Regions from separate parts of the Homo sapiens genome. Here all the other regions are linked to region 2. Evidence: chromatin contacts called from ENCODE Hi-C data. All regions are on one chromosome and are shown on one strand. The core of a region is the stretch at or near the end of the contact, and the rest is flanking DNA. Distances in the headings are between cores, read along the strand shown. Region 1 holds the start of APEX2 (apurinic/apyrimidinic endodeoxyribonuclease 2). Region 2 holds the start of PPP1R3F (protein phosphatase 1 regulatory subunit 3F). Region 3 holds the start of GNL3L (G protein nucleolar 3 like).

Region 1 (2,826 bases), core at 257-2,756, 5.7 Mb before region 2:
CCAGGCTGTCTGGCTCCACAGTTCACACAATTAAGCACCACACTACTACTGTACTTCTGAGGTCCAGTAGGATAATTCTATCCATAAAAATTATATTTCATGTAATTTACTATTATGCAGCTTTAGCTCTGTAAACTAAATGTCTAAGATTTCTTATTACCCTCTCATCAAATATTGGAAACCCTTTTCCCCTATCTGCCTCCCTCACTAATTTAAAGTCCACAGAAAGCCCCATTTACCAGAATAGCCGCTACGGTTGCGGCTGAAGCTGAAATAGGAGTTATAACCCTCAACGATAGCCAGGGGCTCTGTCAGTGCATCCCCTGGAAAAAAAAAATGTAAGATTAAGTCAGAGGTAAAACTAGCATCCGAGAAACACAAAGGCCTGGAATTACAGTTGTAGGCTAATTCCTTGCACACATCAGAGCCAGAGTTGGGGGTGACGGGAATGAAATATCCATGATTAGAGGAGGACCTAGAAAGATGGGAAATGTCAGAGAGGAAATTGATATCAGAATTAGAAGGCTTGGTGGGGGGCGGTTAGAGACTATGAAGTGGAGGTGGAGAATTAGGTGGGAAGGGGAAAGAATCAGAGCTAAGCCTGGGGGTCTGAACGATAGGAGGAAGCTGGGGATGGGGATGGACATACGAGAGGATGGTGGGAATCTGAGCTAAGGGTGAGAGGTAAGAGAGAGGGAATTAGGGGATCTGAACTGGGGGTGGAGGGAAAAGGAATTAGGGGATTCTGAGGGGAGATAAGAGGGTGAAGAAATAAGAGGACATCTAAGCTTGGGGTGGGAAATGAGGTGGGAATTAGGGACTTTCCGCTGGGAGGAGAGATGGGAATAGATAAGGGGTACTGGGGTTCTGAGGTGGAAATGTGAAAAAGAGGAAATTAGACTGAGCTGGGGTCAAAGATGGGGTGGGAATTAGAGGATCTGAGCTTGGGGCAGGGATGAAGAATTCGGGGGTTTGACTTGGCGGCGGGGAGATGGACAGCGTATGGAAGGAGGAAATTCAGGGGACTGAGTTTGGGGCCGGAGAATGAGTGGGAATCTGACTAGATATGGGGTTTCGAGAAGGAGCTAAAGTTTGCTGAAGACAGGAGATGGAGTGCAATTAGGGGATCTAGCTAGGGTGGGAAATGGAAGTTTAAGAGGGAAGGGACCTGGGTCTAAGGACAGGACTCTAAGAATAGGAAACTGGGAAAGTAAAATTACATGGGACAGGGGACAAAAGTTAGCGGGAAAGAAAAAGTATGTAGGGATCCTGGAATCCAGAGCGCTCACTGGTCACTTTGGTTTCCTGGAGACAGACGATATCCGCATCCAGCTCGTCCAAAATGCGCCCCACGGCCACGGCGGCACAGTTGCTGGGTTCCTGATTTGCCACCCCTTGCAGGGGTCTCCGAATCCCATTGATGTTCCAGCTCACCACGCGCAACATCTTAAAGGGCTGGAACACCTCCCAGCCCGCGCCAACCTAGGCGCGAGCGAACTGCTTCCTGTTCAGAAGTTGGCCAGGCCCGCCTCCCGCGCGCGTTTGCGCAGGCGTTCTCGTGCGTACCACTAAAGCGCCTGACGCACGTCGGGCGGGGGCTTCAACTTCCTCAGCTCTCATTGGCGGGAGGAGGAACTGGGTGGACGCTGAAGGAAGCAAAGCGGAAGCCTAGGGGCAATGAATGGCGAGAGGAGTTTCCAGTTGGGCTCCCGCTCCTTCCGCTCGGACAGCTGAGTCTCAATGCGTTTTTCCTCTACTCAGAAGTCCAAGTGGTGCGTCCGGTTACTTACAAACGGCATTTTGCCACTTTTTAAGCGACGGAACCCTGAGCGGAACTGCTCAGCTGCCAAAGCCCCGCCCTCAGTGCGGCGGACCGCCCACCTAAGTTCACAGATGGCTGCAGCGCTTGCGCCCCAGGAATAGCTGGCGCTAAGTGCTCGCGTTGGACTGGGCAAAGGGAAGTTCATGGTTGGAGGAGGGAGCAGTAAGAGTCGCTCCACTGAGATAAGACTTAGGAGGAGGGCCTTTGGCTTTATTGGGGCAGAGGGGAGGAGGAGGAGGCTGTCTCAAGCCTGCCCTGTAGCTTTTGTCTTGGCTCTTAACATTCTGAAGGATGTAGCCGGACACATCCTTACTCTTGGTTCTGTTTCTCAGATAAGTGAAATCGAAGCCCAGGAAATGTAAGCTCGTGAGCAGCATTGTCTCCGGATGCATCCATGGCTCTTCTGTATATGTTATCTCATTTCATTCTCAAGACAACCCAGTTCGGGACATGGAGGCTAAGTTAGAGACGTCGAATGAATTCATTTCATTCTCACAGTTCACTCTCTCTTACACTGAAGTAGTAGAGCCAGGATTCACACCCTGTCTTAATTAGCTCAATAATTACTTTTCTGAGTGTTTTTACTGACCACACACCTCCCCAGTTAAGTCTTTTCCTCTGGGGCCCCACGGCACCCTATGGTCCATTCTGTCACAGTACTTATAATACACAGCTATCATTGACTTCTATTTCTGCTGCCATTAGAATGCCAGCAACTTGAGAGCAATGACCATGTCTGGTTCATCTTGTTAGCCCCATCCCCTAATACTGGACACAGCATATGTTGGGAAGCAATAGATATTTGTCAGGTGAATGAATGAACAAAGGATAATAGCAAGAGCATCGACAGGTTCATGGCTTGTTTTTGAGAGCACAAAAATTAGAAGTAATGGATATGCCCAATGTCCAGGGAAAAGCATAACGATGCATCTTTAGGTTCCTCACCCAGAATTGCAGCATAATTATTTGTTCCCCAGAATTTAAGTCTTAGAGCCATCATCCTC
Region 2 (2,739 bases), core at 201-2,700:
CACAGTCATTCCCTCCCAATCTATCCCCTTACTCCCTTCAGCAGCTAACTTTGTCCCTATTTATCCTATCTGCTTGCTTGCTTGTTTTTTCAAACTGTCTCCCATAGGAGCCTGTATGAATCCTTGAGGGTAGGGTAGATGTCTGTCTTGTTCAGGGCTTTACAGTGGAACTCAATAAATGGAGGAATAAAACCCCAGTTAAAACAGTGCCTAGCACGTGTTTGACCTCCATCACTCTTTGACTGACTGACTCAATGCACCCTCCTCCCTGTCCTGGAGAGCAGGCCTGAGGGGTTCCTGGGCCGGAATGCTTGTCCTCCATCCCAGACACAGCCCTGCGTTGGCGGAGGTGGCGCTGGCTGACATTACCTGCGCCTCACCGGCTTCATGCAGCTCTTCAGCTGCCTGGCCTCAGCCTCCACGGGACCCTGGCACTCGGGCTGTGGCTCCAGCTGCGGCAGCTGCTGCTGCTGGGGCAGCCCTTCGGCATCAGTGGGTGTGGGAGCGGGTGCGATCCGGAGCAGGACTGTGTAGTTGCGGCCGTGGTTGTTGGCCCAGAAAGTGCCCTCAGGGGTCTCATAGCGCACCACGAAGTCGAGGCGCGCCCCATCGCCCGCGCCCTCAGCAAAGGGCAGCTGGAAGGCAAAGCGGTCGGTGCGGCCGCCGTCGTCGGGCGAGGAGGCGGATGCCTGGCCGGGACCCAGGCCGAGCCCCGGATCCAGGATGGGATCTCCTGCTCCTGTTCCTCCCGCTCCTGCCCACGGCGGGCTGCGCGGGACGTAGCGCGCTGGGTGGTCGCAAAAGGAAGCCCAGCCGTCGTGTGAGGCCCGCACGTGCACCGCCTTCTCGAAGGAGCGGTTCAGCACGCGTACCAACCCGCGCAGCACCGGCGGGCGGCCCCCAGGCACCCACACCCCGGCACCCCCGGGGACCGCTCCGGGAGGCGGCAGCAGCGCCTCCAGCTCCACCATGACGCGCCCCAAGCGCTCCAGACGGCCCGGCGCGGGCGGCAGCGAAAATGTGGGGACCAGGTAAAACCCCCCGCCAGCGGGGACGGGGCACAGCGGTGAGGGCTCGGGGCAAGCCTCCTCTTCCTCCTCCCCTTCATCCCCATCCTCGCCATCGTCGTCCTCGTCGGCCCCGCCGCCGCCGCCGCCATCTTGCCCGGCCGCCGCCGCCATCTTGCCCGCCCCGGGCCCGCCCCACGGCCGGTAGCGGCGCAACTGCGCCAGCGGCAGCCCCAAGGCCTCGTCGGCGAACAGCACCCTCCGCGGGGCCACCGCCGCCTCGACCGAGGTGCGGGGCTCACCCGCGGCCGGCGAGGGGGGCGCGGAATGCCGCAGCGGGGGCTCCACAGGGGCCGTACGCGCCATATCGGCGGCGGCGGCGGCACCGACGGCACCGGCGGCGGGACCGGCGGGGGCAGGGCCTGAAGGGGCGGGCAGCCAATGGGAAGGCCAGCGCGGAGGGGTACGGCTCACGGGGGCATAGGCGGTGAGATGAAGACAAGTATTGCAGAGGGCCAATGGGCAGCCATGCACGGATGACGTACAGCGAATTGAGAGCCGGAGAAGCACGCAGCCAATGGGGATGCCCGGGAGTGGGCGGTGTAGGGGGCGGGATGATCGAGGAATCAATGGAGAGGCCGGAATGGGGGTGGTGCGAAATCCATGATGAAGAAAACAGAAGCAGACAGCTAATGCGGAAGTCTGAGCGAGAGAGGCATGTGGGCGGTGGGAAAAGTGGAATGGCTACAGGCGATGAGGGCAGCCGGGAACGAACGCAGAGGCCCAAAAAGTGGGAGATCCCGCGGGTTGCGTAGGCGGTGGAACGGTAGCTAGAGAGAGAGAACAGCCAATGGAGAGCCACGCGTGGGATGACGACAATGGCTGCAGCGAGCCAATGGGGAGGCTTGTGAGCGTGCACTGCGGCTTCGAAGGGGTGGTGCCAAGGTGGAGCTAGCCAATACGAAGGCTAAAAGGAGACCAAGAGGCGGGTGTGTAGGGAGCCGAGCCAATGGAGGTGGAGGCTGAAGGCGGGAGCGAGGACGAGAGCTGGCGGATAGCCAATGAGGGAGCCAGGGTGAAGGCGTAGAGACCTCAAAGGACAGTACTAGTATGGGATGAGCCAATGCCGAGGCTAGATAGTGCAGCGGGACGGAGGGAGGACTTGGAGGCAAGATGGGGAAAAAAGCAGAGCCGACGGGGGCAGTGTAGGTGGTGTGAAGGGAGGCATGAGTAGCCAATAAGGAGGCTGGAGAGGAGGACGCTGTGTAGACAGAGTCTGAGGTATTGGGTGGCCGGACAGCAGAACCATAGAACGCAGGCAGCCATTAGGAAAAATGTGCTTCTCAGGGATGGGGTTACCCTCTCCCTAACCCTCCGTGACTCCCCATTGCCCCAGGAATACCCAGAGCCCCTGAAGGCCTAGACCACACCTTGGTGTGTGAACTAGGAAAGTGAAAATGACTGTCCTGTTGCAGTTAGTTACTTACTGGGTCCTCCCTGCCCAACTACAACCTTTTCTTGAGCAGTGCCACAAGCCAAGAATGCCCCTGATTGTTAGCCGCAAGCACTCTCCAGGACTTGATACTATTGTTGAATGAATGGCCGAATAGGAAATTTAACTTTCTGAAGGATTCACTTTTTTAAATTTCAGCTCAGCAAACACTGACCTGACTGTGTGCTACCAGAAGTTGATTGGGCATATGGGTAGCTTCTGACTAATGGAATCACAATC
Region 3 (2,931 bases), core at 108-2,607, 5.3 Mb before region 2:
GCGGCACACTAACACTGAAAGAAATAGGGGCTCTGGTTCTCTGCATGGGTGGTGTGTGGAGGGGGCTGGCAATGCAGCTATAAATTAATAGATCAGCCCTAATACTTGGGGGTGGGGGCGTCTGTGATTCTACCCTGGGTGGAGAGAAACAGATCTGAGCTCCACTACCTTGGGTAAAGGGGAGAGACCATACGCACTGAACTGCCAGGTAATCAGCGATGTCACTCCCTCTCAACATTACAGGGAGGGAGACCTGCATATCTGCTCCTGTGGGGTATCTCCCTTGCTACATTTAGTGATTCTAAATCTTTGGGGGAGGTAGGGGGAGGTAGGGGGATGATCTGTGTCTACCTCAAAGGGAGAGGAACACATCTGAGCCCCTCTACCCCCACGGCCCCTCAAGGGGCAGACCTGACTGTCTCTTCATGGATTAAGGTCTGTTCCTGTTTGCTTCGAAGCATGTTGGGTGCTTCGAAAAATTACACATTCGGTAAAACGGGGGCTACGGAAGTAGGGATCAGGTCTGATTCTCCACAATGGGGACTCACTCTAACCTAAGAGGAGGGGGCAATTGGCTTAGTTGTCCATAAGCTGAGGCCTGTAACTGCAACCACTTTGGGGACGGGTGAGTTGGGGAGCGATACTGAGGGCTCTGAGTCTACGCGTATGGGGAGGAGGTGCCCTCCCTCTGTATATTAAATGTTTCTAAGCTCCTCTATGCTGGTATGGGGGCAGATACATCAAAGCCTCTGTCTGTCCTGAGGAGGTGCCTCGAGACGGCTGTCTAGAGCCAAGCCAAGGAAGTGCCTTAAGTCGGGAGAAGTCTGCGCTGCTCAGCTGGGTGGAGGGAGATGTCTCTACACGGTTGGGGTGGATGTCCCCCATGCCTTTGGTGGGTCGACTCCTGTCTATACAAGGTGAATGCAGAATGAAGCCTCACTATCTTGAGGACGATCAACGCTTCACCACACAAGTGAAGTTTGTGCCTCTCTACACAGTGTGTCCCGGGTCTACACCTTTCTAGGTGGGATGGGGCAATGCCCCTCTCCCGGCAAACTCCACTCCGCGAAAAGGCAATTCGGCGCGTCTCCACGTGTGCCGCGATCCCTGCCCCTCTTCCGGTCCCTTCTACCCTGGAAGGGATCCTGCTGTTTACCTCTCTATTCCAGGTTGGCGGGCATCTCTGGTTTCACATCCAATAGACGATCCTAACTGCCCGGCCGTCTAGGTGAGCGCACATTGTGAGAAAAGAGGAGAGAAGTTTCTTACTTACACTTCCGGCGGGGATCTGAGAAGCGAGGGCAACACGACAACTCGGTTGAGCGAGCAGAAACTCTCGCGCAGCTAGGCTCCGACTTCCGGATCCCAGGCCGGCGGCGCCCGACTCCGCCCACCGTGCGGTCTCCGCGGGGGGGGGGGGGGGGGGGCGGAGCTTCTGACTGACAGCTCACGCCCGCCCGTCCCTTCTTCGCGACCACGCTGGCCCCGCCTCCTGCCTGCCCCGTAGTTAAGGAAATAGCGGAGGAGGGAGAAGGAGGACGGGGAAATGACCGGGAAGAAGCGGCGGGTCGACTGGTGCGGCCATATACCTTACTTGCAAGCCAAAATTTTGTCTGCGGGCATCTGTCTGGGGTTAAATATGCGTGCTCCCAAATCTCAATAACCAGGCAGTCACCACGCCCGAATCAGACAAGGGTGGGGGATGGTGTCTTTGTCTGCCTGGAAGATGGCGACAGCAGGGTGTGAGAAAATGGCCGCCTGGGTCACGTGTCTGGCCGAGTATTTCCCCACCTGAAGTGAATTGGTTAGCTATTCCCAACCACCTTCCCGGGTCCTTGAGCCCCAGACCATCCCTGAGCACTCCTAGCTTTTTCTGCATACGTTCAGATCTATGGCCATACCCAACCCGAGCTGGAGCAGGAGCCAGAACGACTAGAAGCCTCTCCCACACTAGAAGCCTCTCCCACCCTTTTGCCTTCTTCCCCTCCTACTCCATCCTTCCCTCAATCCCGGAGCAGCGTCTGCAGAAGGGAATGAATTTATATCTCTGGAGTGGGGCAAGTAGGGGTTTCTGAAGCCATCTCAAGGAGCTGGCTGGGAAGTGAGGTCTCCCCCACAAAATAGTAAATATTAGTCTGCAAATGTTTTCTTCTTGATGGTTTAATTCCAGCCCCTCCTCTTCCTCAAGCCTAAACCCTGGGGTGGGGCACAGAGTAGGTGGAACTCTGTGCCTCCGAGGGTGGGTTTGTTTCTCCACTTCAAGCACAGACGGGCTGAAAATGACTCCATCTGTCCCTTTATCCCTTACATAAACAGGACTCACTACCTCTCTACATCGTTGGAGGGCTTCTAACCTCTCATCCTAGAGACACATGAAATTCCTCTGGACCTGAAACCAGCCCTGACCACTTTCACCTTTCCCCCTGCATTTGCAATTTTGCTCTGTTTCTCTAAGACCTAACTCTTGTCACTTCGATGAAACCTTCTCTGACTTTCGCAGATGAGTTAGAAACCCAGAGCACCTTACCTATACAGCTAAGCTAGCACTTATCACAATACTGTAGTTGTTTATGTGACTGTGTCTCCACAGGAGGGTGAACTCCCTGAGAGCAGGGGCCATGTATCTTCAAGCTTTCAACAACACCCAGCACAAGACTGGTATGAGGCAGGCTTCAACAACTGTTTGTTAAATGGGTGAGTTTACAGGCCTGCACCACAAAAAATGGGAAATGGGCTGTTTAGTAGATGGCATTGGGAAATTTGGCTCTCCATGAAAAGAAATATAAAACTGGATCTCTATTTATTCCACCTAAGAGGGTAGACTGTGAATGTGAAAGGTAAAACTATGAAGTTAATATATGCAGGAGAATATCTTTGTGACTTGTGACTGGGGAAGGACTTTTTAAACAAAATCCCAAATGCACAAGATAT

Evidence for each region. Hi-C counts contacts between places; a loop is a spot of excess contacts on that map. Pooled maps may share reads with other maps.
Region 1: a loop to region 2 is called in a pooled map, with 12 times the contacts of the local background. The contact joins the promoter of APEX2 here to the promoter of PPP1R3F in region 2. A Hi-C loop is called at or near these places in 4 of 50 pooled maps.
Region 3: a pooled map shows a loop between it and region 2 (17-fold over the local background). The contact joins the promoter of GNL3L here to the promoter of PPP1R3F in region 2. A Hi-C loop is called at or near these places in 4 of 50 pooled maps.

Annotation. Positions count from the first base shown.
Region 1 is chrX:54,999,043-55,001,868 of GRCh38, reverse strand. APEX2 (apurinic/apyrimidinic endodeoxyribonuclease 2) reads right to left here and starts at 1,506. Exons shown (of 6, transcript NM_014481.4): 1 at 1,290-1,506; 2 at 240-323. The coding sequence starts at 1,446. RefSeq lists a silencer at 1,486-1,625.
Region 2 is chrX:49,268,504-49,271,242 of GRCh38, reverse strand. PPP1R3F (protein phosphatase 1 regulatory subunit 3F) reads right to left here and starts at 1,450. Exons shown (of 4, transcript NM_033215.5): 1 at 370-1,450. The coding sequence starts at 1,373. RefSeq lists a silencer at 1,175-1,414 and enhancers at 2,115-2,164, 1,862-2,361.
Region 3 is chrX:54,528,645-54,531,575 of GRCh38, reverse strand. It overlaps GNL3L (G protein nucleolar 3 like), which reads right to left and starts at 1,357. Exons shown (of 16, transcript NM_001184819.2): 1 at 1,157-1,357. RefSeq lists enhancers at 952-1,211, 1,222-1,281, 1,732-1,781, 1,436-1,956.